4 separate regions of the Homo sapiens genome follow, and all the other regions are linked to region 1. A link is a contact called in ENCODE Hi-C or POLR2A ChIA-PET data. All regions are on one chromosome and are shown on one strand. Each heading gives the region's core, a stretch centred on a gene start or an enhancer-like site at or near the end of the contact. The rest is flanking DNA. Distances are from core to core; before and after follow the strand shown.

Region 1 (7,984 bases), core at 1,651-4,150:
AAATTTAAATATTACATGTTTGCATAATAGTTATAAATTAATATTTGAGAATAATAGTAATGCTTTATTTTGTTTTCTTTTAAAGGCAGACACGTGGCGGGGTGCAGTGGCTCACGCCTGCAATCCCAGCACTTTGGGAGGCCGAGGCGGGCGGATCACCCGAGGTCTGCCCAACGTAGTGAAACCTCGTCTCTACTAAAAATACAAAAAATTAGCTGGGCGTGGTGGTGCATGCCTGTAATCCCAGCTGCTGGGGAGACTGAGGCAGGAGAATCGCTCGAACCTGGGAGGCAGAGGTTGCAGTGAGCCGAGATCCGCGGCACTGTACTCCAGCCTTGGCAACAGAGCAAGACTCTGTCTCAAAAAATAAAAATAAAATAAGGTAAGATAAAATAAAATAAAATGGACATGTGTGCTCAGGGCACCATCAGATGTATATTAATATTCCAAGTTATTGATTCATGTTCTAACCTTTGGGTGACCCCCTAGGTCTTTTAATTTTCACCTCAATTCGGTAAGTAGCATGGTTTTTTGTTTTTGTTTTGTTTTGTTTTTTTGAGACGGAGTCTTGCACTGTCGCCGGGGCTGGACTGCAGTGGTGCAATCTCGGCTCACTGCAACCTCTGCCTCCCAGGTTTCAAGGATTCTCCTGCCTCAGCCTCCCAAGTAGTTCGGATTACAGGCGCCCGCCCCCCCGCCCGGCTAATTTTTTGCATTTTTTGCATATTTAGTAGAGACGGGGTTTCACCACGTTAGCCAGGCTGGTCTCGAACGTCTGACCTCGTGCTCCACCCGCCTCGGCCTCCCAAAGTGCTGCGATTACAGGCGTGAGCCACCGCGCCCGGCCAGTAGCATGATTTTAACTTTTTGGGATGTGATTTTGTTTTCAGCAAGGTTCTCCCCTGAGAATGATGCTCACCGGGACCAGGGCACACAGCACAGTGCCCTGTGCATAGTATACACTGAGCACACATGGAACCAGGTTCAATCAGGAACAAAGCGAGTAGCAGAGGTTGGTTCTGCAAAGTATAGTAAGTGGGAAATGAGTTAAGATTGTAAGGTCACAACTCAGCAGCAAACGTTTTTACATGCATTTGAAAAACCATTTATAACTAATTCATCAAAACTGTTGATGAAGGCCAGGTGCGGTAGGTCACACCTGTAATTCCAGCACTTTGGGAGGCCGAGGCGGGTGGATCACGAGGTCGAGAGATCGTGACCATCCTGGCCAACATGGTGAAACCCTGTCTGTACTAAAAATACAAAAAGTTAGCGGGCGTGGTGGCAAGCGCCTGTAATCCCACCTACTTGGGAGGCTGAGGCAGGAGAATCGCTTGAACCCGGGAGGCGGAGGTTGCAGTGAGCCGAGACCGCACCATTGAACTCCAGGATGGGCAAAAAGAGCAAAACTCTATCTCAAAAAAAAAAAAGAAAAAGCTGTTGGTGAAAAGCAGTAGTTTGGGTACTTGGCTACACACTGTAATCACCCTGAGAGCTTTAAACCATATTGTTGCCCAGATCCAACTCCAAGGATTCTAATTTAATTGGTCTGTTGCAACTTGGGCTTCAGGGATTTTAAGTTTACATCCTGCCCCGCCCCTCCAGTCATTCTCCACACCCCCCGCCGCCACCACCACCCTCCCCACGAAGTCTCACTCTGCAATGGCGCGATCTCGACTCACTGCAACCTCCGCCTCCCACGTTCAAGCCATTCTCCTGCCTCAGCCTCCCGAGTAGCTGGGATTACAGGCGTGTGCCACCATGCCCGGCTAATTTTTGTATTTTTAGTAGAGATGGGGGTTTCACCATGTTGGCCAGGCTGGTCTCGAACTCCTGACCTCAGGTGATACGCCCGTCTCGGCCTCCCAAAATGCTGAGATTATAGGCGTGAACCACCGCTCCCAACCCCGCAGGTGATTTTTATTTGCCAGGGGTAAGAAGCACTGGATCTGATGAAGAATGCATTAGCTGTGAGTGATTTTCATGTATGCTGCCGGGATTTGCCCCATGGCAACTCTGGAGACTGGGGTTTTAGAAAACATCCTTGCCCTGTTAAAAATTAGAAGATGACTTCAAGACATACTCAGCTGCTTGGCTAAATTGCAGAAAGAGAAAATGCCTTCTTCAGAGATCTTTTTTTTTTTAAACTTGGTTTCACTCTGTCACCCCGGCTGTAGTGCAATGGTGTGATCGTGGCTCACTGCAGTCTTGGTCTCCCAGGGTCAAGTGATCCTCCCGCCTCAGCCTTCTGAGTAGCTAGGACTGCAGGCGTGCACCACCAGACTTGGCTAAATTTTTAATTATTTTTTGTAGAGATGGGATCATCGCTATGTTGCCCGGGCTGGTCTTAAAACTCCTGGCCTCAAGTGATGCTCCCGCCTCAGCCTCCCTAGTTGCTAGAACTACAGGCACAGGCTACCACGCCTGGTTTCTTTTTTAAAATGTGGCTACTAGAAAATGTAAAATTCATATGTGCTTCACAGTTTATTTCTTAGAGAATTGCCTCCCTTGCGACATCTTAGGCTGCCTGCTCAAAAGACTGGAGGCTAGGAAAATGATGAAATCTGAGATTTTAAAATAATTGTCATTATATTGTTTCCATTTGTGAATAACATATGTATACTATTCACAAATAAAGATAACTTTATATACAAAGTTAAATGCAAATGTTCCCCAGGAAGGGCCAGTTTCCAATTCAGGAAGGAAGCGCGCCAGAAAAGGGTTCAGGAAAAACCTGTAACTCTTGCCTTATTCAACACATTCTCAGATCACGCCTCCTGTCACTCATGACCTGAGGGGGCGGGGCATGGAACTGTATCCAATCATGGGCGCTAGAGTGGGAACTGTCCAATCAGGTGCGCAGCCAAGGTAGAGGGGGCGGTGTCCTGGAGCTGGCGGGGCCTTTGTCTCGCTCCAGCCAGAGCTCAGGGTCCATCTTCATTGCTTAGTATCCTCTGCTCTAGTAGTTCCCGGTGACTGTCGCAGCCTCTGTTGCCCTCTGACTTGCAGATGCTGTGAGATCCAGAGCTAAGACTCCACGACATCCCGGAAGCCGAAAAATGGTGAGTGTGCCAGGCCGCGCATCCCGAGGTGGGGGCAGGGCTGGTTGAAACCGGCCGGAACCGGCAGTGACGGGACTGGGGCCTCCCAGCTGTCAGCTCCGGAGTCTGCGGACTGGAGTCCCCGGCAGGCACAGCTCGGCCGTCGATCACCTCCGGGCACAGGATGCGAGGTGGGCCAGCAGCCGGGACCCTGGGCGGGCATCCCGTTCCGTTCTCCCGCTTCCCGCCCGGAGCCCACCCTGGGAAGAGCCGCGCGCGTTCTTGCGTCTGCCCCGACTGCGGGGACAATGGAAGCGTCCTCAGGGCAGAGTCCAGACCCCGTGTGTGGTTTGTGCGTGGGAAGTGCTGTGATCCCGGGGGTCCTCAGTCTTTTCCTTCTCCTGTTTAAAAACTATGGGAGTCACCTTTAAAATGTTGAAAACTTATTGAAGTTAACAGTGATTTATGCTCAGAGAGCACCCAGCCACGGTTTGTGGTTGGGGGTCCAGCCGAAGAGCTTGAAGGAAAGTTTTTTATAAAGTGCAGGATGAAGCAAACCGAATTCAGTAACTGACTCGTTCCAGTTATGTAGTCATCTTATTTAGACTATTCAGGTTGTCATTGCCTGGTTATGTAATCAGAAGTTAATTGAAGGTTTGTGGTTGCTTAAATCTGAAAAATCTGAATTTTGTTTCCCCCTAAGGTAGCAATTTACAAGAAATGTATTTGCCTTTGATTTTTTTTTTTTTTAATGTAGGAACTCAGGGTACTAGAGCCACCTCAGTCTAACTGCCTGCTATTTATTTAACACTCCACAGAAGTGGTTTTCTCTTGGATTTTCCAAATGTGTGACAAACAGAATCTCAAAGCTACCACTCTGTTGCCCCAGCCTAACTCTGACTTGCAGTTGAATTTTAAATTTTCAGTTCTTTCCTGACATTCTTCAACACCAACTTCCCCTCTCTAATTCACAACATTATCAACTATTAGTCCTTTTTTGTACATTTCAGACACAGTATTTTGATTGATCATTATTTCAAAGAGCAGCGGATGGCACTTTTTAGAAAAAGAATTGTTTTTCATTTGCAAACATTTTACAGGAGATGAAAGCAGAGAATAATCCCAACACTCCACCATGAAAAAAAAAAAGACCAAAAAACAAAAACCTTTGTGCCAATCTCCCTTTAATCTTTCCTAGGCACAGACACCTTATCAGAATGTTTTTGGGTTGAGGTTCCACTTTGGAAACTTCACAGGGCAATGCATCCTCAGCCACCCTGTGTTATTTTCCTGGTTTTGAGTTTCAGAACTGTCTGGGGATGACATGAGATGCCCACAGTGGCTGTGTCTCCTGAGGTGTCTAGTGAATATCAGCCCCTGGGCCATCTCCTCTCAGGGGCAACCCTGCCAGGTATGGGAATGTGGCCTCTCTGTGGAGTGGTTGGTGCATTGTGCCTGGGAGAAATCAGGTATACCTTTCCTCTGAAAGCAAATCCATTAGGACATTAAGATTTTCTTCCCCAACTCCCAGTTTCCATTTCTTAGAGATACAGTGCTGGCCAGGCAATTTGGATGCTAGTATTGAGGAGAAAATTTTCTCAGATTGGTGAAGAGAGAAAAAAAATATCCCCAAGGACAAGGAACACCCAACCCAGTGAGGCAGTGCAAAAACCTGCAAAGCAAAATGCATCTAAGGGACACAGTGGGGCACAGCACAGTGGCTCTTGGTAGAATGGTTATTGTCCACTTCAGTGAGCAGGATGGGGCGGGAAAATGTCCCAAATGATAGAATGGCTTGACTTGACATCTGAGTCAGATATGTCTGTGTTCCAATCAGTATTGCCGCTTCCTGAGTTTGTCACCTTGGAAAGATTTCTTTGCTTATTTTAACTTCAGTTTTTAATTAAGTGTAAATTATCAGTAGAGCTTGAAAGGTAGTCTGTACTGGCAACCTGGTTTTTTCACCAACCCAGGCTTCTGTGCCACCTGATTATAGTCTCATCTGCCTGCATGGACACAGGAAGAAGTCAGAGCATAGCCTCTCCTGGGACACAATCTATAGCATGAACCAGTCCTTCCGTAACCCTGCACTGTCCCACCCATGGCTTCTAGATAGCAACTTTCCCTCGTTTGCCTTTTAGTTCCCCCACAAACCCTTTTTTTATGTGCACACAGTGTGCCCAACGCCACCCCTCAGTTGTCAGATGTCCAGTAGTTCAAGACCATGGGCCTAGACCTACCTTTTGCAGAAGCAAATACAAATTAGAAATAAGGGGCTTCATTCCCCCACTTGAAAATGAGGGAAGACATTTTGTTCTTTTGCCTTTTCCTGAAGGATAGAATTTAGAAAACTTTTATTATTGATTGATTGATTTTTTTGAGACAGAGTCTCACTCTTTCACTTAGGCTAGAGTACAATGGCATGATCATAGCTCACTATAACCTTGAACTCTTGGGCTTAAGCAGTCTTGCTACCTCAGCCTCCCAGTTACCTAGGACTATAGGCATGCACCAACTTGCCTAGCTAATTTTTTTTTTTTTTTTTTTTTCTTTTTTTTTTATAGAGACAGCATCTCACCATGTTCCCGGAACTGGTGTCGAACACCTGGCCTTAAGAGATCCTCCTGCCTTGGCCTTCCAAAATGCTGGGATTACAGGCATGAGCCACCATGCCCGGCCTAGAAAACTTTTATATGTACCTTTTTTCTCTGCTTCTTCAAAATATATGTAAATCTTTTTTTTTTTTTTTTTTTTTTTGAGATGGAGTTTCACTCTTGTTGTCCAGGCTGGAGTGCAGTGGCACAATCTCGGCTCACTGTAACCTCTGCCTCCTGGGTTCAAGCAATTCTCCTGCCTCAGCCTCCCGAGTAGCTGGGTTTACAGGTGCCCGTCACCACACCTGGCTAATTTTTTGTATTTTTAGTAGAGACAGGGTTCCACCATGTTGGCCAGGCTGGTCCTGAACTCCTGACCTCAGGTGATCTGCCCACTTCACTCCAGCCTGGGCAATAGGAGCAAAACTTTGTCTCAGAAAACACGAAGGATAGGATTTAATTCAGCAATCCAGAAAGCTAAAGGGTCACAGATACAGAAGGGTATCTCTTCAGTATCTGGAGAGATAAAAACGATAGGTGTTTTCAATAGAAAACTGCTGCTCCAAGGTAATTACTAATATGTGCAGGCTGAAGGGCTTATGCTGCGATAGCAAGACCAGCTCAGAGTACGCTCTGTACCTTGGTTTCTATTTATATTTTAAGAACAGTTGGCATAGTTATATGTACTCTTGTGTAGACAAACTGCATCCATTTAAATTAAAGAGTATTTTTTCGGCTGGGTGCAGTGGTTCACACCTGTAATCCCAGCACTTTGGGAGGCTGAGGTGGGAGGATCACCTGAGGTCAGGAGTTCAAGACCAGCCTGGCCAACATAGTGAGACTTCGTTTCTACTAAAAATACAAAAATTAGTTGGGTGTGGTGGTGAACGCCTGTAATCCCTGCTACTTGGTAGGCTGAGGCAGGAGAATTGCCTGAACCTGGGAGGCAGAGGTTGCAGTGAGCCAGGATCACACTACTGCACTCCAGCCTGGGCAAGAGAGTGAGACTCCATCTCAAAAAAAAACAAACAAACAGTATTTTGTACAATAGTGAATATAACAGCACAATATTTATTTTGGACAAACTGCTTTAAAATAATGATTTTGATATTCTGTATTCTTTTGAAATATAAATTATTTTAACTGAATTAATATTACAGATAATTTTCTAATACTACATACGTTATGACTAATATGTTAAAATTGTTTATCCTAAGATATTTATATCTTATATCAAAAGAAAATAGGCCAGGTGCGGTGGCTCACACCTGTAATCCCAGGAATTTAGGAGGCTGAGGTGGGTGGATCACGAGGTCAGGAGTTCGAGACCAGCCTGGCCACCATGGTGAAACCATGTGTCTACTAAAAATACAAAAATTTGCTTGGCGTGGTGGTGGGCGCCTGTAATCTCAGCTACTCGGGAGCCTGAGGCAGGAGAATTGCTTGAAACAGGAAGACAGAGGTTGCAGTAAGCCAAGATCATGCCACTGCACTCCAGCCGTGGCAACAAGAGCAAAACTCCGTCTCAAAAAAAGGAAAAAATATAGTAACAAATTGTTACAATAGATATTAACCCCACCTCTGTCACATCAATTAATATGCTTATTAATTAATCCAACAGGTATGATTATAGGTCAGCATGATTTTAGTGTCTATATGTATATATGTATTTGAGACAGAATTTCAGCCTGTTGCTTAGGGTGGAGTGCAGTGGCATGATCTCCACTCATTGCAACCTGTGCCTCCCAGGTTCAAGCGATATTCTCATACCTCAGCCTCCTGAGTAGCTGGGATTACAGGCACGCACCAACATGCCCGGCTGGTTTTTGGATTTTAGTAGAGACGGGGTTTCGCCATGCTGGCCAGGCTGGTCTCGAACTTTGGACCTGAGGCTATCTGCCCGCCTCAGCCTCCCAAAGTGCTTGGATTACAGGCATGAGCCACCGGGCCTGACCTTATTTTTTCTTTTCTTTCTTTTTTCTTTTTTTTTTTTTTGAGATGGAGTTTTGCTCTTGTTGCCCCAGACTGGAGTGCAATGGCGCAATCTTGGCTCACCGCAACCTCTGCCTCCCAGGTTCAAGTGATTCTCCTGCCTCAGCTTCCTGAGTAGCTAGGATTACAGGCATGCGCCACCAAGCCCGGCTAATTTTTTTAGTAGAGAGGTGGTTTCACCATGTTGGTCAGGCTGGTCTCGAACTCCCAACCTCAGGTGATCCGTCCGCCTCGGTCTCTTAAAGTGTTGGGATTACAGGCGTGAGTCACCGCGCCTGGCCCTATTTTTTCATTTTACTAACTTAGGCATGCGGCATTTACAGAACTAATAAATGCAACGGATGCAGTCACCCACCC
Region 2 (7,984 bases), core at 3,898-6,397, 1.4 Mb before region 1:
AATAGCTGGCCAGGGCCAGGCATGGTGGCTCATGCCTGTAACCCCAGCACTTTGGGAGGCCAAGGCAGGTGGATCACAAGGTCAGGAGATCGAGACCAGCCTGGCTAACACAGCGAAACCCCATCTCTACTAAAAATACAAAAAATTAGCCGGTCGTGATGGCGGGTGCCTGTAGTCCCAGCTACTCGGGAGGCTGAGGCAGGAGAATGGCATGAACCCATGAGGTGGAGGTTGCAGTGAGCCGAGATCGTGCCACTGCACTCCAGCCTGGGTGACAGAGCGAGACTCCATCTCAAAAATAAATAAATAAATAAAATGAAATAAATAAATAAGTAGATAAATAAATAGCTGACCGGGCATGGTGGCTCACTCCTGTAATCCTAGCACTTTGGGAGGCCGAGGCGAGTGGATCACGAGGTCAGAAGTTCAAGAACAGCGAACAGCCTGGCCAACATGGTGAAACCCCATCTCTACTAAAAATACAAAAATTAGCTGGGTGTGGTGGTGCACACTTGTAATTCCAGCTACTCAGGTGGCTGAAGCAGAGCATTGCTTAAACTCAGGAGGTGGAGGTTGCAGTGAGCTGAGACTGTGCCACTGCACTCCAGCCTGGGCGACAGAGTGAGACTGTCTCAAAAAATAAAATAAAATAAAATAAATAAATAAATAAATAGCCTGCCCACCAAAAATAAAACAAAGAACCACACAAATTTACAGCTGAATTCTACCAGATGTAAAGTAAGAGCTGGTACCACTCCTACTAAGATTATTTCAAAATACTGAGAAAAAGGGACTTCTTTCCAACCCATTATGTAAAAACAGCATTATTCTAATATGAAAATTTGGCAAATATAAAACAAAAAAATAGAAACCTTGAGGCCAATATTTTTAATGAACATTGATGAAAATATCCTCAAGAAAATACTGGAAAACCAAATCCAGGAGAACATCAAAAAGCTAATCCACTACGATCAACTTGGCTGTATCTCTGAAATAAAAGGTTGGTTCAACATGCAATTAATAAATGTTACTCCTCAAGTAAACAGAACTAAAGACAAAAACCACAGGGTTATTTCAGTAGATGTTAAAAAAGCTTGCAATGAAATTTACCATCCTTCATGTTTAAAACTTTCAAAAAACTAGGCATTGGAGGTACATACATCAAAATACTGAGTTATCTAAGTATGACAAACTTACAGCCAACATACAAAATGAACACAAGCTGGAAGCATTCCTTCATGAAAACTGGCACAAGAAAAGAATGCTTTTTCTCAAAACTCTTGTTCAACATAGAATTCAAAGTCTCGGCCAGAACAATCAGGGAAGAGAGAGAAATAAAAGGCATTCAGACAGGAAGAGAGGAAGTCAAACTATTCCTGTGTGCAGATGACAGGATTCTGTATCTTCAAAACCCTACAGTCTCAGTAGAAAAGCTCTTTAAACTAATAAACAACTTCAGCAAAGTTTCAGGATACTAAATCATAGCATCCCTGATGTACAATAACAACTACATGGTCAGTATGACCCTCCCTGTCCCCTTTTATCTTAACCTTAACTGCATCTGCCTGTAGCTTTCCAGGACTCTGTAGCTTCTGTCAGCAGAAAGGCTTCTTCCATGGCTGGAGTGAGCAGGCTGGAACATCTGCAGGGGAGGCTCTCCAGAAAAAAAACTAACTAGGCCTTTAATAAACTCCTTTTGCAGGCTCAGTATTAGCCTTAGCTCTGAGTCACTGGGCTCAACCTTTAATTTTCACGTTAGAGTTACTCACTTGGTTTTTGAAATTAAGTATTTAAAAAATTCAGCAAAATTACTGAAACACAGTGTTCACATACGGGAAAAAAAATTTTAAGGTGCTTACATTTTTTTTTTTGAGATGGAGTCTCTCTCTGTCACCAGGCCAGAGTACAGTGGTACAATCTTGGCTCACTACAACCTCAACCTCTTAGGTTTAAGCCATTCTCCTGCCTCAGCCTCCCAAGTAGCTGGGACTACAGGTGCGTGCCACCATGCCCAGCTAATTTTTCTATTTTTAGTAGAGGCAGGGTTTCACCATGTTGGTCAGGATGGTCTTGATCTCTTGACCTTGTGATCTACTCGCCTCAGACTCCCAAAGTGCTGGGATTACAGGCATGAGCCACCGCGCCCGGCCAAGTTGCTTATATTGTATACCTTAATAAGAAAAGCAAAAGTATCTATTTCTTTTAGAAAATAAATGTCTTATTCTATTAATTCCACTAAAAATCATGCAGTTAACAATGAGTCATATGAAAACACTTCCAGGCAGTATCAAGTTTCATCTCATAATATTTAGCATGAAACTCACAAATCAAGATAACAGGATTTGAACAGAGATATTCACTGTCAAAAATTTACCTTGCAAAAAAAGGAACTTACGTTTTTATGAATCTACGTAACTCACCAATTACCTACCGCATTTTCTCATGGAAATGTATTCATTTTCTACAGCAAAAATGAAATGGAGATTTTTTCTCTCCTTTTTCTTGGCAGCACTCTAAAAGCTAAGCCTTGAAATTCTGTTTGAAATCACCCAGCTATAAAAAAAACACACCTGAGAAAATTCAAAAACTCACTCTGGGAAAGAAAAAGGTACATGAGAATTTTTAACAAATGACATATATGATTAGATATAATTTTTTGAAACCCAAATCTTTTATGCCCTTTGTAAATATTTTTCTACCTTTTCAAGTCCTACTAATATAATGCAATTTACAGCTAAAAAACTGAGGTCAAAATAAGTGAACAAATCTCTTCAAGGTGACAAATCCAGGAGTGGCAGTGCTGGTTAAATAACAGATGTGGGCCGGGCATGGTGGCTCACACCTGTAATCCCAGCACTTTGGGAGGCCGAGGCGGATGGATTATGAGGTCAGGAGATTGAGACCAGCCTGCCTAACACAGTGGAACCCTGTCTCTACTAAAAACACAAAAAATTAGCCGGGCATGGTGTCAGGCACCTGTAGTCCCAGCTACTTGGGAGGCTGAGGCAGGAGAATGGCGGGAACCCGGGAGGGAGAGCTTTCAGCGAGCCGAGATCGGGCCACAGCACTCCAGCCTGGGCGACAGAGTGAGACAAAAAAATAAAAATAAAAAAATAAAAAATAAAAAATAAATAAATAACAGATGTGTCTGACTCACCTTTCAAGTCAGGCCATTCAATAACTTGAGAGATTCTTCCACCCACTCCTGCTCACTTGTGTGCTCAAGAACCACCCATTCAGGAGACACTGCAGTATTTCTTGGTGACTGTCCCAGTTGCGTTTTACTTTGCAAGCTCTTACACCATCTCACTGGAGTCAGTTTTGTTTTTGTTCTTGTTGTTTGTCTTTTGGGATACTATTTTTTGGGCCACAAATTTTTCACTTTTTTTTTTTTACTCTTTTTCTTTTACTATATTAATTTCACTATTTTTCTGCCCCCTTAGAGAATCCAGGGGGCAGAAATTATTTCTGTGTTTTCCCCTCATTACCAGCATCTGATTGGCTGACCAGCAATTTGTCTCCAAGAAATGGAAGCCTGGTTGAGGGAAGGCAATTTTAACATTTCAAAGGGTTACCCGTTTCAAAATAAGAGTACACCGGAAGATTCCCCTCAGCCCCAGAATATCCACTTGCTCCCTTGAGAGGATACACTCCATACCTCAGGTCATCTTATGGGAGAAAATAAACCAGAAGCTGAGATCCAATGGACACTCTAGCTAACATAACCATGGCAGTTATCTTGGTTTATCCCCAGATAGTACTGAAACCCATGACCAGGAAAAAACCAAAGGGTGGCTGAGGACACATCACCCCATAGATTTTCCAAAGGAGAACTTCGACCCAAAAACATTCTGGTAACATCTCTGTGCCTAGACAAGATGAAAGCAAAAGAGACAGAGATTTACTACAATGCAGTGTCAGGGTATTATTATTTGCCTTCTTTTCATGGGAAATATTTACAAACAGATAACAAATCTCTTTAAATGCACCATTTAACCATTTAATGCTTTGCCAAAAAAATAATTAAAATATGGTATAAAAAAGTACAGTAAAAGACAAATAGGCGATAATGTGAATTAGGGAGGAAAAGGTGGCATTTAGGAACGTCAGAGGAAACTGGAAATTATCTTACTGCAAGCCAGAGTGAGGCCGGAGAAATGGGGGATTGGTTCCAAGACTCTGCTTGGGACACAGGTGAAAAATACAGCAGAAAATCAGTTCCCTGTGGAGTGTGAAAATAATTAAGTGGCAGGCAATTAGACTGAGGTATTTCTAGTCCCTGAATTCTTACTTTAAAAAAAAAATCTAACTCAGGTGCATTATTTTTAATTACTACATTCAGAGAAACAAAATTCAGGCTTCAGCAACTGTAAACTGCCAATTAAGCTCTGATTACATAACCAGGAAATTTTCACCTTTAACGCACATATTAAGAAACCATGTAACTGTACCTAACCAATTAGTAAATTTGGTTTCTTCATCATGCATTTTATAAAAGACTTTCCTTCAAGCCTCTCCCACAGACCACAAACTACAAACCATAGCTGGGTGCTCTACAATTCTAGAACCACTCTTTGATTACATTCTTTAATATTTTTGCAGTGACGCCCATAAATTTTTAATAGGAGAAAATAGCAACTGGGAACCCCACGGACCAAAGCTCTTCCCATTCATGAACCCGCACCCCAAGTCAGGATTCTCCCCTGATGACCCTCCCGTGGTCCCCGCACAATCTGAGAAAGACGCGGCGCTGCGGGTGCAGAACTGCCAGAGAGGACTCCAGGCAGGGCACAGTCACAGTGCAGGGAAGAGACAGGACGCCCGGGGCCCCGGCTGTTGGCGCAGCCGCCAACTTACGGCTGAAGGAGACTGAGGCCGAGCTGGGCAAGGAGAACTCAGGGAGCAGATTGTGGAGCTGACTGCGGGGAGGCCTGAGTCCCGCCACAGCCACTTCCCACCGGTTCCGAGCAACTCCTTCCCCTCTCTCGTGATGTCGGACCCAGCACTCTCACCATGTCTAGGCTTTCAGGGGGTCCTGGCATCTTAGCTATGGATTTCCCAGTATCTTCAGGTCACGAAGCCACACACGCTGAGGACACAGAGCAGTGAAGGGTAGACCTGGAGCTCCGGCAGCAGAGAGAAACAATGGCCCAGCCACATCCCGGAAGCCGTCCTCGCCGCTCCAAATGTGTGCCTAATTGGACGGTTCCCAGTTCTGCGTGTCTGATTGGATACGGTTTAAGGGCCCGCCCCTTCAGGCCCTGAGTGACAGAAGATATGACCAAATGCTGGGCGGAGTGAAGAAAGAGTGATAGCCTAGGCTGCAGCCTTTTCAGGCAGGGCTTCCTCCCTGAGCTGAGCCAGGCACACCTTAGAGGGTATTTTCCCTTAACCTTGTGTATAAGGTCATAAGCACTTATAAATAATATATGGCTATTCACAAATTTAAAAAAATAATTATTTTAAAATTTCAGCTTTTATGACCTTCCTGGCTCCTAGTCCTTTGAACTAGCAGCCTGAGATTTTTAAAAGGAGCCAATCTTATGAAATAAGATGTGAGCCACATGTGAATTTTAAATTTTCTAGTAGCCAGACTTTAAAAATAAAGAAGGGCCGGGCGCAGTGGCTCACGCCTGTAATCCCAGCACTTTGGGAGGCCGAGGCGGGTGGATCGCCTGAGGTCAGGAGTTTGAGACCAGCCTGGCCAACATGATGAAACCCCGTCCCTACTAAAAATAAGAAAAAATAACCAGGCGTGGTGGTGGGCGCCTGTTATCCCAGCTACTCGGGAGGCTGAGGCAAAATAATCGCTTGAACCCGGGAGGTGGAGGGAGGCAGAGGTTGCAGTGAGCCGAGATCGCCCCACTGCACACTCCAGCCTGGTCAACAAGAGTGAAACTCCATCTCAAGAAAAAAAAAGAAGAGAGAAAGAGAGAGAGAGAAAGAAAGAGTGAAAGAGAGAGAGAGAGAAGGAAAGAGGGAAGGAAGGAAAAGGAAGGAAGGAAAAAGAAGAAAGAAAAGTGAAGAGAAGAGAAGAAAGAAAATAAAAGTGAAAGAAAAGAAAGCCGGGTGTAGTGTCCCATGCCTGTTATCTCAGCACTTGGGGAGGCCGAGGCAGGCGGATCACCCGAGGTCAGGAGTGCAAGACCAGCCTAGCCAACATGGTGAAACCCCGTCTCTACAAAAATACAAAAATTATCTGGGTATGATGGCAGGTGCCTGTAATCCCAGCTAATAGAGAGGCTGAGGCAGGAGAATCACTTAAACCCAGGAGGCAGAGGTTGAGGTGAGCCAAGATCACGCCATTGCACTCCAGTCTGGGAAACAGAGCAAGACTCCATCTCAAAAATAAAAAAATTTTAAAAAGAAGGAGAAGAAACAGGTGAAATTCATTGTAACAATTTAATTAACCCAATATATCCAAAATATTATCATTGTAATATGTGAGCAATATGTAAAGATTAATGAAGTATATATATATTTGGAACTGTATCTTTGAAACTAACTCTGTATTTTACCTTTCTAGCAAATTGCAGCGACATTCCAGGCACCCAGTAGCCGGCCATACATGGCCAATAGCTGTTGTATTGAATGTGTCAGCTCTGACGTCAGGAAGGTGAAGGGTCTGAACGTCCATATTCTGCCAGTGGTGAGGGGACAGCCTCTCTCTACCAAAGTCTCTGTGCTGTTCCGAGGGTGGAACAGATAGTGGCCATAGAAAGGTCAGAAGATATCAAGAATAAAATCACCACAGGTAGACCACTGCTGGCCACCTGTTGCCCACCTTTCTTCTAAAGATCATACAGTGAACAAAGAATGATAGGGCCACCAGGCGCGGTGGCTCACGCCTATAATCCCAGCACTCTGGGAGACCGAGGTGGGCGGATCACTTGAGGTCAAGAGTTCGAGACCAGCATGGACAACATGGTGAAACCCGGTCTCTACTAAAAATATATACACTGGCTGGGCGTGGTGGCGTATGCCTGTAATCCCAGCTACTCAGGAGGCCGAGGCAGGAGAATCACTTAAACCTGGGAGGCAGAATTTGCAGTGAGCCCAGATCTTGCCACTGTATTCCAGCCTGGGCAACAGAGCGGGACTCCGTCTCAAAAAAAAAAAAAAAAAAAAAGCCTGGGCACGGTAGCTGTCGCCTGTAATCCCAGCACTTTGGGAGGCTGAGGTGGGCAGATCACAAGATCAGGAGTTCGAGACCAGCCTGGCCAATATGGTGAAACCCCATCTTTATTAAAAATACAAAAATTAGCCGTGCATGGTGGTGGGTGACTTTAATCCCAAGCTACTCAGGAGGCTGAGGCAGGAGAATCGCTAGAATCTGGGAGACAGAATTTGCAGTGAGCCCAGATCTTGCCACTGCACTCCAGCCTGGGTGACAGAGCGGGACTCCGTCTCAAAAAAAAAAAAAAAAAAAAAAAAAAAAAAGCCTGGGCATGGTAGCTCACGCCTGTAATCCCAGCACTTTGGGAGGCTGTAATCCCAGCACTTTGGGAGGCTGAGATGGGCAGACCACAAGGTCAGGAGTTCGAGACCAGCCTGGCCAATATGGTGAAACCCCATCTCTACTAAAAATACAAAAATTAGCCGTGCACGGTGGTGGGTGACTTTAATCCCAAGCTACTCAGGAGGCTGAGGCAGGAGAATCACTAGAATCTGGGAGGCGGAGCCGAGATCGCGCCACTACACTCCAGCCTGGGCAACAGAGCAAGACTCTGTCTTAAAACAAAACAAAACAAAAAAATGATAGGGCTACATGAGAAGAAAACTCCATGTCTTCAAATTTGTCCACAGCCTTGAGCTTTCATGTTTAGACATGAAGAAAATAGATTAAAGGCAAACTTTTTTTTTTTTTTTTTTTTTGAGACGGAGTCTCGCTGTGTGCCCAGGCTGGAGTGCAGTGGTGTGATCTTGGCTCACTGCAAGCTCTGCCTCCCGGGTTCACGCCATTCTCCTGCCTCAGCCTCCCTAC
Region 3 (7,984 bases), core at 2,637-5,136, 1.1 Mb before region 1:
GCTGACTTCATGGTAAAACATTCTCTGATCTAAAATCTGATTTTTCACGGTTCATTTGCCATTCCCCTCCCACCTTCTTTCTAATCCTGTTTGCTCCTCCCTAGGAAAGAAAGCCCTTGTCAGCCTAAACTTTCCAATACTTACAGTTTTTATAATTGGTACTTCTTCCTGTTGCAATACTCTTTCGGAATTTTTTTTTACATAAATCTAACTTTGATATTCCAAAGCCTAGAAACTGCCTCAAAACAATAACAACATCATCAGTAAGATCCTCTCAGTCCCCTTTCATCTTAATCCTAACTGCATTTGCCTGTGGGTCCCCAGCTTTCCAGGGCTGTGTCAGCAGAAAGGCTTCTTCCATGGCTGGGTTGAGCAGACTGGGACATCTGCAGGGGAGGATCCCCAGAAAAAAACTAGCTGGGCTTTTATTTGTTTCTTTGTTTCTTTTTGAGATGGAGTCTCGCTCTGTCGCCCAGGCTGGAGTGCAGTGGCGCGATCTTGGCTCACTGTAAGCTCCGCCTCTCGGGTTCATGCCATTCTCCTGCCTCAGCCTCCCGAGTAAGCTGGGACTACAGGCGCCCACCACTACGCCTGGCTAATTTTTTTGTATTTTTAGTAGAGACGGGCTTTCACCGTGTTAGCCAGGATGGTCTCGATCTCCTGACCTCGTGATCCACCCACCTTGGCCTCCCAAAGTGCTGGGATTACAGGCATGAGCCACCGCATAGGTGGGCCTTTCATAACCTCCTTTTGTAGGCTCAATATTAGCCTTAGCTCTTAGTCACTGGGCTCAAGCTTTAATTTCCATGTTAGAGTTACTCACTTGGTTTTCGAAACTATGTGTTTGAAAAATCCAGCAAAATTACTCAAAGGTACTTACATTTTGTACCTAAATAAGAGAAGCAAAAGTATCCATTCCTTTCAGACAACATATCTATTATTTTATTGTTTTCATTAAAAACCATGTAGTAAACAGTTATATGGGAATACTTCTAGGTGATACCAAGTTTCATCTCATAAAATGTAGCATGAAACTCAGAAATCAAGATAACAGGATTTGAACAGAGATATTTAGTCACAAATTCACCCTGCAAAAAGAGCAACTGATGTTTTCATGAATCTATGTAACTCACCAATTATCTACCACATTATCTCATGGAAATGTATTCATTCTGTACAGCCAGAATGAATAGAGATTTTTCCCTATTCTTTTCCTTGGTAGCTAGCATTCTAAAAGCTAAGCCTTGGAATTCTGTTTGAATGCACCCAGCCATAAAAAAAACACACCTGAGGAAACTTGTAAACTCACTCTGGGAAAGAAAAAGGTAAATGAGAATTTTTAACAAATGGGATACATAATTAGATATTAATTTTTTTTCTAAAACCCACCTCTTTTATGCCCTTTGTAAATATTTTCCTACCTGCCAGGCACAGTGGCTCATGCCTGCAATCCCAGCACTTTAGGAGGCTGAGGCAGGCAGATCATCTGAGGTCAGGAGTTCGAGACCAGCCTGGCCAACATGATGAAACCCTGTCTCTACTAAAAAAAAATACAAAAAATTAGCTGGGTGTGGTGGTGTGTGCCTGTAATCTCAGCTACTTAGGAGGCTGAGGTAGGAGAATTGCTTGAACCTGGGAGACAGAGGTTGTAGTGAGCCAAGATCAATCCTTCTGCAGCCTGGGCAGCAAGAGTGAAACTTGTTTCAAAAAAAAAAAAAAATTCCTACCTTTCAAGCCCTACTAATATAATGCAATTTACAGCTAAAAAAGTGAGGTCAAAATAAGTAAACAAATATTTTCAAGGTGACAAACCCAGGGAGTGGCAGTGCTGATTAAAAAACAAATGTGTGTCTGACTCATGTTTCAAGTCAGGCCATTCAATCACTTGGGAGATTCTTCCACCCACTCCTGCTCACTTATGTGCTCATGAACCACCCATACAGGAGACACTGCAGTATTTCTCGGTGACTGCTCCAGGTGCATTTTACTTTGCAAGTTCTTACACCATCTCACTAGAGTCAGGTTTTTTTGTTTTTGTTTTTGTTTTTTTCTGGTCTTTTGGGATACTATTTTATCTGTCACAAATTTTTCACTTTTTAACACTATTTTTCTTCCACTATATTTATTTCATTATCTTTCTGCCCCCTAAGACAATCCAGGGGGCATACATTATTTCTGTGTTTTCCCATCAGTGCCAGCATCGGACTGGCTGACCAGCAATGTGTCCCCAAGAAATGAAAGCTGGGTTGGGCGTAGACAATTTTAATGTCTCAAGAGGTTACCTTTTCAAAATAAGAGTAAACTAGAAGATTCCTCTCAGCCCCAGGGCATCCACTTGCTTCCTTGAGAGGATACACTCCATATTTCAAGTCGTCCTATGGAAGAAAATAAACCAGAAGCTGATATTCACTAGGCACTTTAGCTGACATAACCACGGTGGATATCTTAGTTCATCCCCAGACAGCACTGAAACCCACGACCAGAAAAAAACTAAAAGGTGGCTGAGGACACATCACCCCATAAAGTTTCCAAAGGAAAACCTTGACCGAAAAACATTCTGACAAGATCTCTGTGCCTAGAGAAGATACAAGGAGAAAAGGCACAGAGAGTTTTAACAATACAGTATCAGGGGATTATTCTTTGCTTTCTTCTCATGGGAAATATTTACAGATATTTTTTTTAAAAAATCTTTTAAAAAACTTTTTGAAAAGCGTCATTTAATGCTTTGTCAAAAAATAATTAAAATACGGTATAGAAAAGTACACTAAAAGACAAATAGGCGATAACGTGAATTAGGGAGGAAAAGCTGGCATTTGGAAACACCAGAAGGAACTGGAAATTTAGTATCTTACTGCAAGCCAGAGGGAGGCTGGAGAAATGAGGAATGGGGGTTAGACTTAAGACCCTGCTTGGGACACAGGTGAAAAATGCAGCGGAAAATCAGCTCCCCATGGACTGTGAAAATAATTAAAAGGCAGGCAATTAGACGGAGGTGTCTTTAGTCCCTGGGTTCCTACTTTAAAAAAATCTAACTGACGTACATTTTTCAGTAAATTACTACATTGAGAGAAACAAAACTCAGCCCTAACCAACTATAAACTGCCAATTAACCTCTGATTACATAATCAGGAAATTTTCACCTTTATTGTACAAATTAAGAAACTATGTAACTCTACCTAACCAATTACTGAATTTGGTTTTCTTCATCATGCTTTTTATAAAAGTCTTTTCTTCAAGTCCCGCCCATGAAGCACAAATTACAAACCACAGCTGGGTGCTCCACAATTTTTGAATCACTCTTTGATTAAATTATTTAATGTTTTTATAGTGACTCCCATATATTTTTAACAGAAGACAAGAGGAACTGGGAACTCCACGGAACAAAGCTCTTCCCATTCATGAACCCGCACCCCGAGTCAGAACTGTCCCCTGAAGACCCTCCCGTGGTCCCTGCACAATCTGGGAAAGACGCGGTGCTGCGGGTGCAGAGCTGCCCAGAGAGGGCTCCAGGCCAGGGCACAGTCACTGTGCAGTGAAGAGACAGGACGCCTGGGGTCCCGACTGTCAGCACAGCCGCCATCTTATGGCTGGAGGGGACTGAGGCCGAGCTGGGCAAGGAGAACTCGGGGCGCAGACTGTGGAGCTGACTGCGGGGAGGCCTGAGTCCCGCCACAGCCACTTCCCACCGGTTACAACCAGCCCTTCCCCTCTCTCGGGATGTCCGACCCGGCACTCTCACCATTTCTAGGCTTTCAGGGGGTCCCGGTGTCTTAGCTGTGGGTCTCCCAATACCTGCAGGTCACAGGGCCACAGATGTTGGGCCTCTAGGAGCAGAGGACACAGAGCAGCGAAGGGGAGACCTGGAGCTCAGGCTGCGGCGAGAGACAAAGGCCCCGCCACATCCCGGAAGCCGTCCTGTCCGCTCCAGCTGCGTGCCTGATTGGACGGTTCCCAGCCTAGCGTCGCTGATTGGATAACGTTTAAAACCCCACCTTCTCAGGCCCTGAGTGACAGAAGATGCGAACAGATGCTGGGCTGAGTGAAGAAAGAGTGACAGCTTAGGCTGCCGTCTTTTCAGGCAGGGCTTCCTCCCAGAGCTTAGCCAGGCCCACCCCAGAGGGAATTTGTATTTAACCTTGTGTGTAAAGTCACATGCATTTATAAATAACATACTGTATGCCTATTCACAAATGAAAAGAATATAATAACAATTATTTTAAAATTTCGGATTTTATGACCTTCCCGGCTTCTGGTCTTTCAGCAGGCCGTCTGAAATTTTAGAACGGAGGTAATTTTCTGAAATAAAATGTGAGCCATATGTAAATTTTAAATTTTCTAGTAACCAAACTTAAAAAAAAAAAGTAACAGGTTGAATTGATTGTAACAATTTAATTAACCCAATATATCAAAAAATTTTCATTTTAATGTGTGAGAAATATGTGATTATTAATAAAGTATATAAATATTTGAAACTAAATCTTTGAAACTAACTCTGTATTTTACCTTTCTAGCACATCGCAGTTCAGACCAGGAACATTCCAGGCACTCAGGAGCCACACATGACCAAAGCTTCCACATTGAAGTGCAGCTCTGATGTCGGGAGGTGAAGGGCCCCAGCAAACCTTTTCTGCCAGAGGTGAAGGAAAAGCCTCTCCCTACCAACATCTCCCTTCAGTTCTGAGGGTGGAACAGATAGTGGCCATAGAAAGAGCAGAGGGCAGCAAGAACAAAATAACCACAAGGAGACCACTGATAGCCACCTGTTGCCCATTTTCTTCCAGAGATCAGACAGTGAAGAAAGAATGTTGGGGCCACAGGATAATAAAACTCTGTGTCTTCAGATCTGTCCACACTCTTGACCTCAAATGTTTAGATATGGAGAAAACAGATTAAAGGCAAAACTTATTTTGCTATTGGCCTTGGCCCTAATGGTCAGGCCGTAGTTATCTGTTTTCTCCTGTGGTGTGTGGGACTGTGTGGGTATAAGCACCAATCACATGCATACATGTCTACGTGTATTTCTGCATTACTCAACATTCTCTTACAAGTCACCCAACTTTAAATCAGGGGAAAAAATCAGTACCTATAGGGTGCCCACTGTTAGAAGGTAACTAGTAATCAACCTGTCATAGAATCCTGGTGTCCTATCTGCACGGGGTGCATGTATTAGTTAGCTATTGTAGCATAACAAATCGTCCAAAACTTATTAGTTCATAATTGAGATGGTCAGCCATTTAGGCTAGACTGAGTGGGGCCGTTCTTCTAGTCTCAGCTGAGCTCTTTGAGACACGTATCATCAGCTGCTTGTTGACTAGCCAGCTGTGCTTCTGGGGGTGAGCTTCTAGTTCTGGGGCTGTCAACAGGGCACCTTGCTTCTCCTTCCCATGGTATCTTATTTTCCAGCTGGCTAACATGGCTTTATTCAGGGAGATGGCAGCATTCTGAAAGAAAAACAGAAGCATTCAAGACCATTTGAGCCTGGGCCCCAAACTAGCCCACTGTCATGTTCACAAGTTTCTACCACTCTGAGCCAATAAGGCCAGCCAGATCTAGGGTTTGGAAAACAGATTCTGGATCTTGATGGAAACAGTTGTAAAAGCACCTGGCAATGGGCATGGATACAGAAGAGATTAAAAATTGCCACCATTTTGCAATTAGTACCAATCTACCTCTTTTCCATATGTGGTTCATAGAACTCTTTCACATCAAGAAAATTGTCCAAAGACCCACAGATACTAAGTGGCTGGGCTGAGACTCAGGATTAACTCTGTCTGACTCCAAAGCCCATGTACCTCCATAGATCACACTACAAAGTAGCTGCCCTGCCCTAGACCCTTGAAATCCTGGAGAGTGACACTTGTACAGAAGAAACCAGATTCCTTCAGATTTGTGCTCAGTACTGTTTATCATTGGGAATAATCATCTCAAGAAATTGCAGAAGCACTAGCTGGCTCACACCTGTATTGTTAGCACTTTGGTAGCCTGAGATGGGAGAATTACGTGAGCTCAGGAGTTCCAGTGCAGCCTGGGCAACATAATAAGATGCTGTTTCCATGAAAAATAAAATAAAATAAAATTTAGCCAGCCATGGTGGTGCATGCCTGTAGTCCCAGCTACTTAGATGGCAGAGGCAGGAGGATTGCTTGAGCCTGGAAGGTGAAGGCTGAAGTGAGCCATGATTGGTTACACCACTGCAATCAAGACTGGTTGATAGAGTGAGACCCTGTCTCAAAAAAAGAAAAGAAATTGAAGAAGCATTTTGAAAAGACATAGAATAATTTAAGGAAATAGCTGAGGGATGAGTTTAGGAAATCGAGGCCCAACAACACATTATTTATTTTTCATCATATAAAAAAATTTGAAAACTTTTAAGAGAAAGAAACTTTTTTTTTTTTTTTGAGACCAAGTCTTGCTCTTTTGCCCATCCTGGAGTGCAGTGGCCTAATCTCTGCTCACTGCAGCCTCTGCCTCCTGGGTTCAGCAATTCTCCTGCTTCAGGCTCCCGAGTAGCTGGGATTACAGGTGCGCGCCACTATGCCCAGCTAATTTTTTTTGTATTTTTCGTAGAGATGGAGTTTCACCATGTTGGCCAGGCTGGCCTTGAACTCCTGATCTCGTGATCTACCCGCCTTGGCCTCCCAAAGTGCTGGGATTACAGGTGTGAGCCACCGTGCCCAGCCTAAAAGAAAAAAACTTTAGAGAAATTATATTTAACAGAGTTTATTTGAGCATAGAATAATTTGCAAATTGGGCAGCCTGTGAATCCAGAACAGGGTCAGAGGGACTCCAGCACAGCCACATGATGAAAACAGATTTATGGCAGAAAAAGCAAAGGGACATACAGAAAATAAACATGAGGTGTAGAAACAGCCAGATTGACCACAGCTTGGGATTTGCCTTATTTGAACATGGCTTGAACACTTGATGTTATTTTATTGGTAAAAACACGGTGGTTGGTACAATAATAAGTTACAGTCTATTTATGTATAAATAAATCAAATGGTGCCATCTCGACTCACTGCAACCTCCGCCTCTCGGATTCAGCCATTATCCTGCCTCAGCCTCCCAAGTGGCTGGGATTACAGGCGCTTGCCACCATGCCTGGCTAATTTTTGTATTTTTAGTAGAGACGAGGTTTCACCATATTTACCAGGCTGGTCTTGAATTCCTGACCTCAGGTTATCCACTTGCCTCAGCCTCCCAAAGTGCTGAGATTACAGGAGCGAGCCACTGCACCCAGCCCTGATAAAATAGTGTTAAGCAAAGCTAACTAAATGGACTGGATTGTTTTTGTAATTGAGACTGATGACAATCAGATTCACTGAGAGTGAAAAAAATGTGTTGACTATTATAAAATAGTCATTGGATGTCTTATGCACCAGATAATAGAACCTCATGTATCTTCTGCTACTGAAGTCTAATATGATTAAATGCAGCAAAACTTCAGTGCATTATGGCAAAGCATATTTTCACCAGGTAAAGAATGCTTTTAATGGTCTACTGACTGAGGACAGTAAAACTCTTTATAATCTATAACCCAGAGATTGAGTCTGCTTGCCATCCACACTGCAGCAAGACTTCAGGACCTTGAACCTTGGGTTAATAATCTCATGACTCAGAAGGGCCCCTCCAAACATTTGCAATTGTATATCCATTGGAGATCTTAAGGTAAAGCTAACCAGTAAAGTTTCTTCTCAAAAGTGGATGGCAACATTGATATAGATAGCTTTTTTTTTTTTTTTTTGAGACAGAGCCTTGCTCTCTCATCCAGGCTGGAGTGCAGTGGTGTGGTGGTGGCTCACTGCAACCTCCACCTCCCGGGTTCAAGCGATTCTTCTGCCTCAGCCTCCCGAGTAGCTGGGACTACAGGTGTGTGCCACCATGTCCAGCTAGTTTTTGTATTTTTAGTAGAGTCGGGGTTTCACCATATTGGCCAGGCTGGTCTCGAACTCCTGACCTTGTGATCCACCCACCTCGGCCTCCC
Region 4 (7,984 bases), core at 2,423-4,922, 1.0 Mb before region 1:
CCTAACTTTGTTTGATATTCCAAAGCCTAGAAACTGCCTCAAAACAATAACAACTTTATCATCAGTAAGACCCTCTCAGTCCCCTTTCATCTTAACCTTAACTGCATTTGCCTGTGGGTCCTCAGCTTTCCAGGGCTCTGTCAGCAGAAAGGCTTCTTCCATGGCTGGGGTGAGCAGACTGGACATCTGCAGGGGAGCATCCCCCATAAATAAACTAGCTGGTCCTTTAATAACCTCCTTTTGTAGGCTCAATATTAGCCTTAGCTCTGAGACACTGGGCTCAAGCTTTAGTTTCCATGTTAGAGTTACTCACTTGGTTTTTGAAACTACGTGTTTGAAAAATCCAGCAAAATTACTCAAACACAGTGTTCATATAAGGGAAGGAAATTTTAAGGTACTTACATTTTATACCTCAATAAAAAAAGCAAAAGTATCTACTCCTTTATGAAAATATATCTATTATTGTATTGTTTTCATTAAAAATCATGTAGTAAACAATTAGTCATATGGGAACACTTCTAGGTGGTACCAAGTTTCATCTCATAAAATGTAGCATGAAACTCAGAAATCAAGATAACAGGATGTGAACACAGATATTCACTGTCAAAAATCCTATCCTGCAGATAGAGCAACTGATGTTTTCATGAATCTATGTTTACTCACCAATTATCTACCACATTTTCTTATGGACATGTATTCATTTTCTACAGCCAAAATAGAATAGAGATTTTCCCTATTCTTTTCCTCGGTAGCTAGCATTCTAAAAGCTGAGCCTTGAAATTCTGTTTGAATTCACCTAGCCATAAAAAACAAACACACCTGAGAAACCTTTTAAACTCACTCTGGGAAAGAAAAAGGTAAATGAGAATTTTTAACAAATGGAATATATAATTAAGCATTAATTTCTTTTTCTAAAACCCATCTCTTTTATGCCCTTTGTAAATATTTTCCTGCTGGCCGGGCGTGGTGGCTCACACCTGTTATCCCAGCACTTTGGGAGGCCAAGGAGGGCAGATCATCTGAGGTCAGGAGTTTGAGACCAGCCTGGCCAGCTGAGGCAGGAAAATCACTTGAACCCAGGAGGTGGAGGTTGCAGTGAGCCGAGATCATACCACTGCACTCCAGCCTGGGCAACAAGAGTGAAACTGTCTCAAAAAAAAAAAAAAAAAAAATTTCCTACCTTTCAAGCCCTACTAATATAATGCAATTTACAGCTAAAAAACTGAGGTCAAAATAAGTGAACAAATCTCTTCAAGGTGACAAATCCAGAAGTGGCAATGATGGTTAAATAACAGATGTGTGTGACTCATGTTTCAAGTCAGGCTATTCAGTCACTTGAGAGATTCTTCCACCCACTCCTACTCACTTATGTGCTCAAGAAGCACCCATTCAGGAGACACTGCAGTATTTCTCGGTGGCTGCTCCAGAGGCATTTTACTTTGCAAGCTCTTACACCATCTCAGTTAACCTTGCTGATGGCTATGGGTGACAGAATTAGGCATCTACAAGACCATAGGACATGGGGATCTTTTTCTTCTCCAAAAGGGAAAACTTAAGTGCTAATGGAACTGCTGGAAAAAATCCTGACTGCTGGAGTCAGGTTTTTTGTGTTTTTTGTTTGTTTGCTTGATTTTTTTTTTCTTTTTTGGTCTTTTGGGATACTATTTTTTCTGTCACAATTTTTTTTTCTTTTTAACACTATTTTTTCTTTCACTACATTTATTTCATTATATTTCTACCCCTTAGACAATCCAGGAGGCAGATGTTATTTCTGTGTTTTCCCCTCAGTACCAGCATCTGATTACCTTTTCAAAGTAAGAGTACACTAGAAGCTTCCTCTCTGCCCCAGGGATCCACTTGCTCCCTTGAGAGGATACACTCCAGACCTCAGGTCGCCCTATGGAAGAAAATAAACCAGAAGCTGATATTCACTAGGCACTTTAGCTGACATAACCATGGTGGATATCTTGGTTGATCCCCAGACAGTACTGAAACCCACGACCAGAAAAAAACTAAAGGGTGGCTGAGGACACATCACCTCATAAAGGTTTCAAAGGAATACCTTGACCCAAAAACATTCTGACAAGATCTTTGTACCTAGAGAAGATACAAGGAGAAGAGGCACAGAGAAATTTTACAATACAGTGTCAGGGGATTATTCTTTGCTTTCTTCTCATGGGAAAGTTACAAACAGGTAACAAACCTTTTAAAAAGCGTCATTTAAAGCTTTGTCAAAAAATAATTAATTAAAATATGGTATACAAAAGTACACTAAAAGACAAACAGGTGATAACGTGAATTAGGGAGGAAAAGCTGGCATTAGGGAATGCCAGGAGGAACTGGAAATTTAATATCTTACTGCAAGCCAGAGTGAGGCTGGAGATATGGGGGACGGGAGGTTAGATTTAAGACAGTGCTTGGGACACAGTTGAAAAATGCACCAGAAAATCAGTTCCCCATGGAGTGTGAAAATAATTAAGCGGCGGGAAATTAGACTGAGGTGTCTCTAGTCCCTGGATTCCTACTTTTAAAAAAATCTGGCTGGGCGCGGTGGCTCACGCCTGTAATCCCAGCACTTTGGGGAGGCCGTGGAGGGCAGATCACCTGAGGTCGGGAGTTCGAGACCAGCCTGACCAACATGCAGAAACCCGTCTCTACTAAAACCACAAAATTAGACGGGCGTGGTGGCGCATGCCTGTAATCCCAGCTACCTGGGAGGCTGAAGCATTGGATCGCTTGAACCCGGGAGGCAGAGGTTACGGTGAGACAAGATCGCCCCATTGCACTCCAGCCTGGGCAACAAGAGCGAAACTCCATCTTAAAAAAAAAAAATCTAACTGAGGTGCATTTTTAGTAAATTACTACATTGAGAGAAACAAAATTCATCCTTAACCAACTATAAACTGCCAATTAACATCTAATTACATAACCAGGAAATTTTCACCTTTATTTTACAAATTAAGAAACTATGTATCTGAACCTAACCAATTACTGAATTTGGTTTTCTTCATCATGCTGTTTATAAAAGTCTTTACTTCAAGCCCCGCCCATAAACCATAAATTACAAACCACAGCTGGGTGCTCCACAATTTTTGAATCACGCTTTGATTAAATGCTTTAGTGTTTTAACGGTGACTCCCATACATTTTCAACAGAAGAGGAACTGGAACCCCACGGACCCATTCATAAACCCGCACCCCGAGTCAGGATTCTACCCCTGGGACCCTCCAGTGGTCCCTGCACAATCCGGGAGAGACGCGCCGCTGAGGGTCCAGAGCTGCCCTGAGAGGACTCCAGGTCAGGGCCCAGTCACTGCGCAGGGAAAAGACAGGACGCCCGGGATCCCGCAGTCAGCGCAGCCGCCATCTTATGGCTGAAGGGGACTGAGGCCGAGCTGAGCAAGGAGAACTCCGGGCGCAGATTGTAGAGTTGACTGCGGGGAGGCCTAAGTCCCACCACAGCCACTTCCCACCGCTTACAACCCGCCCCTTCCCCTCTCTCGGGATGTCGGACCCGGCACTCTCACCATTTCTAGGCTTCCGGGGTACCTGGCGTCTTAGCTGTGGATCTCTCAATACCTGCAGGTCACAGGGCCACAGAGGCTGGGCCTCTGCGAGCAGAGGACACAGGGCAGTGAAGGCGAGACCTGCAGCTCCAGCTGCAGCGAGAGACAAAGGCCCCGCCACATCCCCGAAGCCGTCCTGTCCGCTCCAGCTGCAGGCCTGATTGGACGGTTCCCAACCCAGCGTCGCTGATTGGATAACTTTTAAAACCCCACCTTCTCGTGCCCTGAGTGACAGAAGATGTGATCAGTTGCTGGGCTGAGTGAAGAAAGGGTGACAGCCTAGGCTGCAGCCTTCTCAGGCAGGGCTTCCTCCCAGAGCTGAGCCAGGCCCACCCCAGAGGGAATTTGCCTTTAAACTTGTGTGTAAAGTCATATGCATTTATAAATAATATATGGCTCTTCACAAAGGAAAAAATATAATTTTATAATAACAATTATTTTAAAATTTCAGATTTTATGACCTTCCTGGCTTCTTTCTGGTCTTTGAGCAGGCAGGCTGAGATTTTAGAAAGGAGGTAATCCTCTGAAATAAAATGTGAGCCATATGTGAATTTTAAGTTTTCTAGTAGCCAAACTTGAAAAAGAAACAAGAACAGGTTGAATTGATTGTAACAATTTAATTAACCCAATATATCAAAAAAATTTTCATTTTAATGTGTGAGAAATATGTAATTATTAATAAAGTATATAAATATTTGGAACTAAATCTTTGAAACTAACTCTGTATTTTACCTTTCTAGCATCGCACTTCAGACCAGGCGCCACACATGGCCAATAACTGCCACATTGAAGTGCAGCTCTGATGTCAGCGGTGTGAAGGGCCCAAGCAAACCTTTTCTGCCAGAGGTGAAGGAAGAGCCTCTCCCTACCAACATCTCTCTTCCGTTCCGGGGGTGGAACAGATAGTGGCCAAAGAAAGAGGAGACGGCAGCAGGAATAAAATAATTACAAGTAAAGCACTGCTGGATGAGATCACAGGCGCGCGCCACCATGCTCGGCTAATTTTTTGTATTTTTAGTAGACACGGGGTTTCACCATGTTGGCCAGGCTGGTCCTGAACTCCTGACCTCAGGTGATCTGCCCGCTTTGGCCTCCCAAAGTGTTGGGATTACAGGCGTGAGCCACCGCACCCAGCCTCAAAATGTTTTTTCTTTCTTTTTTTTTAATTTTAAAAAATGATGGGAACATGTCAAAGGGAGCCAGCCTGAAAGAACTCCCAATGGTCCATCCTGGAACAATGTTAGCATCCAAATGAATAATTAGAGCACTGACCTATAAAATAAATCAAGTCAAATAAATAAATACCCATGCATTTACACTGATACACAAAAAACTTTAAATAAATAAAAAAGAAAAAAGGATAGGGAAATTTTTTTTTACAGAATTCCAAATACTAATCAACATAGATAAAATGCTAAAGAAACCATCACAAAACCACCAGTTATTATTGTATCCAAGGTTAACTGAGGAGTGTAAAAATTGTAAATAACACTTAAAAAATAAGCATTGTATTTGCATAGCACCAAAGTATCTGACTAAATTGTACCCTTCAGTTTTAAAGCAACCTATCACTATTAAAAGCAACAATTATGACTCTTTGTTACTGGATTTATAATATGTAGATGTAAAATTGTAAAAGCACCACAAAAGATCAACGAATAAAATAGAATCGCCCAGGCACGGTGGCTCACGCCTGCAATCCCAGCACTTTGGGAGTCCGAGGTGGGTGGATCAAGAGGTCAGGAGTCCGAGACCATCCTGGCTAACAAGGTGAAACCCTGTCTCTACCAAAAATACAAAAACTTACCTGGGTGTGATGCCGCACGCCTGTATTCCCAGCTACTCGGGGGGCCGAGGCAGGAGAATCGTTTGAACCCGGGAGGCGGAGGTTACAGTGAGCCGAGATCGCGCCACTGCACTCCAGCCTGGCGACAGAGGGAGACTCTGTCTCAAAAAAAAAAAAAAAAAAAAAAAGAGCTGCCTGGGCAACATAATAAGACCCCATCTCTACAAAAAAAAAAAAAAAAAAAAAAAATTAATTAGCCACTGTAGTGGTGTGTACGTGAAGTCCCATTTACCAAGGAGGCTGAGAGCTAAGAATTTTGAGGTTTGATTGAGCTGCACTCTGGCCAAGATGACAGAGCTGTCTACAAATACATACACACATGTGTAAAATATAACACTTTTTTAAAAAGCTTGCAAGTTCTTTTATGATCCCGTGTCTGTGCATTACTGTAATAATATGGATTAGAAGCAGAATAACTGTATCCAATATGGAGTTTGAGAGAAAACAGAAATATATCATCTGTACTTCAGGTGTCCTGATAAGGATCAGCGGAGGGTTCTGCCCTCTGACTTTATCTCTACTAAATGCATGAGAGGCAGAGTTTTTTTGTTTTGTTTTTTGTTTGTTTGTTTGTTTGTTTTGAGACGGAGTCTCGCTCTCTCACCCACGCTGGAGTGCAGTGGCACAATCTCAGCTCACTGCAAGCTCCGCCTCCCGGGTTCACGCCATTCTCCTGCCTGAGCCTCCGGAGTAGCTGGGACTACAGGCGCCCGCCACAACGCCCGGCTACTTTTTTGTCTTTTTAGTAGAGACGGGGTTTCACCATGTTGGCCAGGCTGGTCTCTAACTGCTGACCTCGTTATCCGCCTGCTTTGGCGTCCCAAAATGTTGGGATTACAGGCGTGAGCCACCGCACTCGGCGAGGCAGAGTTTTTAACATAATTTTTTTTTTTTTTTTTTTTTTTTTGAGACGGAGTCTCGCTCTGTCACCCAGGCTGGAGTGCAGTGGCTCGATCTCGGCTCACTGCAACCTCCGCCTCCCAGGTTCAAGCGATTCTCCTGCTTCAGCCTCCAAAGTAGCTGGAACTATGGGCACGCGCCACCACGCCCAGCTAATTTTTTTTTGTATTTTTAGTAGAGACGGGGTTTCACAATGTTGGCCAGGATGGTCTCGATCTCTTGACCTCGTGATCTGCCTGCCTCGGCCTCCCAAAGTGCTGGGATTACAGGCGTGAGCCACTGCGCCCGGCCAACATAAATGATTTTAACACAAGCAATATTCTGTAATATTAACGGACATAGAGGTTTTGTACTGATTATGATTTTTGAAATTTTTATGCCCTGGTAGACCAGATAGATCATCTCTGTCAACATCATTTTGTTAATAGCATTTTCAACCTATTCTGCTTCCATCCTCTCTTTTATTTTAAAAAGACATAGATGCTAGAAAACACCATTTCTACTGAAGGCAGAAAAAGCAAACACAAATTTCAGTATTTACAAGTCACATTTATGAATATGTTTCCTAATTAGGGAGTTAAAACTTCAACTTTCAAAGAAAATGGTATAGGCAGCTGGGCACAGTGGCTCACGCCTGTAATCCCAACACTTTGGGAGGCTGAGGCGGGTGGATCACCTGAGGTCAGGAGTTCAAGACTAGCCTGACCAACATGGAGAAACCCCGTCTACTAAAAATACAAAATTAGCCGCACGTGGTGGCGCATTCCTGTAATCCCAGCTACTCAGGAGGCCGAGGCAAGAGAATCGCTTGAACCTGGGAGGTGGAGGTTGTGGTGAGCCGAGATCGCGCCACTGCACTCCAGCCTGGGCAACAAGAGCAAAAACTTCATCTCAAAAAAAAAAAAAAAAAAAAATGGTAAGGGGCAAACATAAAGAACATTTTTATTATAAAAAATTATCCGCCGGGGGCGGTGGCTCACGCCTGTAATCCCAGCACTTTGGGAGGCCGAGGCGGGTAGATCACGAGGTCAGGAGATCGAGACCATCCTGGCTAACACTAAATTATAAATTATAAAACAAGCCTCTACTAAAAATACAAAAAATTAGCCGGGCGCCGTGGCAGGCGCCTGTAGTCCCAGCTACTCGGGAGGCTGAGGCAGGAGAATGGCGTGAACCCAGGAGGCGGAGCTTGCAGTGAGCTGAGATGGAGCCACTTCACTCTAGCCGGGGTGACAGAGCGAAACTCTGTCTCAAAAAAAAAAAAAAAAAAAAATTAAAAAAACTATCCAGTCTCTATATTTTGCAAATTATTTTTCTCTCATCACTAAGCAATTTCACCTAAACTAATATACAACCAATTTTATAAGTTTAGCTTTTTTAAATAAAATAAAATAATAAAACCGAATTAATTTAAGACAACATGAAAAATTATAATACATATTACAAGCCCCCATTCAGGTAAAGTATTAACAATGAAGATTTGATAAATGGCAAATGTCACATTTTCAGATAGTTTTGTGATAACCAGAAAAAAATGTATCTATTAGCAATTTTCATAACGAAATAAGAAAAAATGACACTTGAAATATTATAAAGTATTTAAATTATCTCATGTATTAAGATATCATAAATTCAATAAATTATAAAATATTATAAATATACTAGAGGTTCTC

What was found. A loop is a pair of places that touch in the nucleus more often than their neighbours do. ChIA-PET counts read pairs that join two places held with the same protein, here RNA polymerase II (POLR2A). Pooled maps may share reads with other maps.
Region 2: a map of CD8-positive, alpha-beta T cell shows a loop between it and region 1 (28-fold over the local background). The contact joins the promoter of ZNF493 here to the promoter of ZNF682 in region 1. A Hi-C loop is called at or near these places in 2 of 168 maps with a recorded cell type or tissue (CD4-positive, alpha-beta T cell and CD8-positive, alpha-beta T cell) and 5 of 50 pooled maps.
Region 3: a loop to region 1 is called in a pooled map, with 13 times the contacts of the local background. The contact joins the promoter of ZNF431 here to the promoter of ZNF682 in region 1. A Hi-C loop is called at or near these places in 1 of 37 single-sample maps with no recorded cell type and 11 of 50 pooled maps. POLR2A ChIA-PET finds 5 or more read pairs at or near these places in 4 of 52 experiments (CD4-positive, alpha-beta T cell, CD8-positive, alpha-beta T cell, activated CD4-positive, alpha-beta T cell and 1 more).
Region 4: a loop to region 1 is called in a pooled map, with 7 times the contacts of the local background. The contact joins the promoter of ZNF714 here to the promoter of ZNF682 in region 1. A Hi-C loop is called at or near these places in 6 of 50 pooled maps.

What each region holds. Positions count from the first base shown.
Region 1 is chr19:20,034,421-20,042,404 of GRCh38, reverse strand. It overlaps ZNF682 (zinc finger protein 682), which reads left to right and starts at 2,900. Exons shown (of 4, transcript NM_033196.3): 1 at 2,900-3,062. The coding sequence starts at 3,060. It overlaps LOC105372309 (a long non-coding RNA gene), which reads left to right. Exons shown (of 3, transcript XR_936387.2): 3 at 86-117. RefSeq lists an enhancer at 2,554-3,130.
Region 2 is chr19:21,394,296-21,402,279 of GRCh38, reverse strand. It overlaps ZNF493 (zinc finger protein 493), which reads right to left and starts at 5,147. Exons shown (of 4, transcript NM_001076678.3): 1 at 5,013-5,147. The coding sequence starts at 5,042. RefSeq lists a silencer at 4,870-5,108.
Region 3 is chr19:21,137,942-21,145,925 of GRCh38, reverse strand. ZNF431 (zinc finger protein 431) reads right to left here and starts at 3,886. Exons shown (of 5, transcript NM_133473.4): 1 at 3,740-3,886; 2 at 2,283-2,375. The coding sequence starts at 3,742. RefSeq lists enhancers at 1,400-2,599, 3,381-3,860.
Region 4 is chr19:21,077,891-21,085,874 of GRCh38, reverse strand. It overlaps ZNF714 (zinc finger protein 714), which reads right to left and starts at 3,672. Exons shown (of 5, transcript NM_182515.4): 1 at 3,527-3,672; 2 at 1,806-1,897. RefSeq lists an enhancer at 3,184-3,333.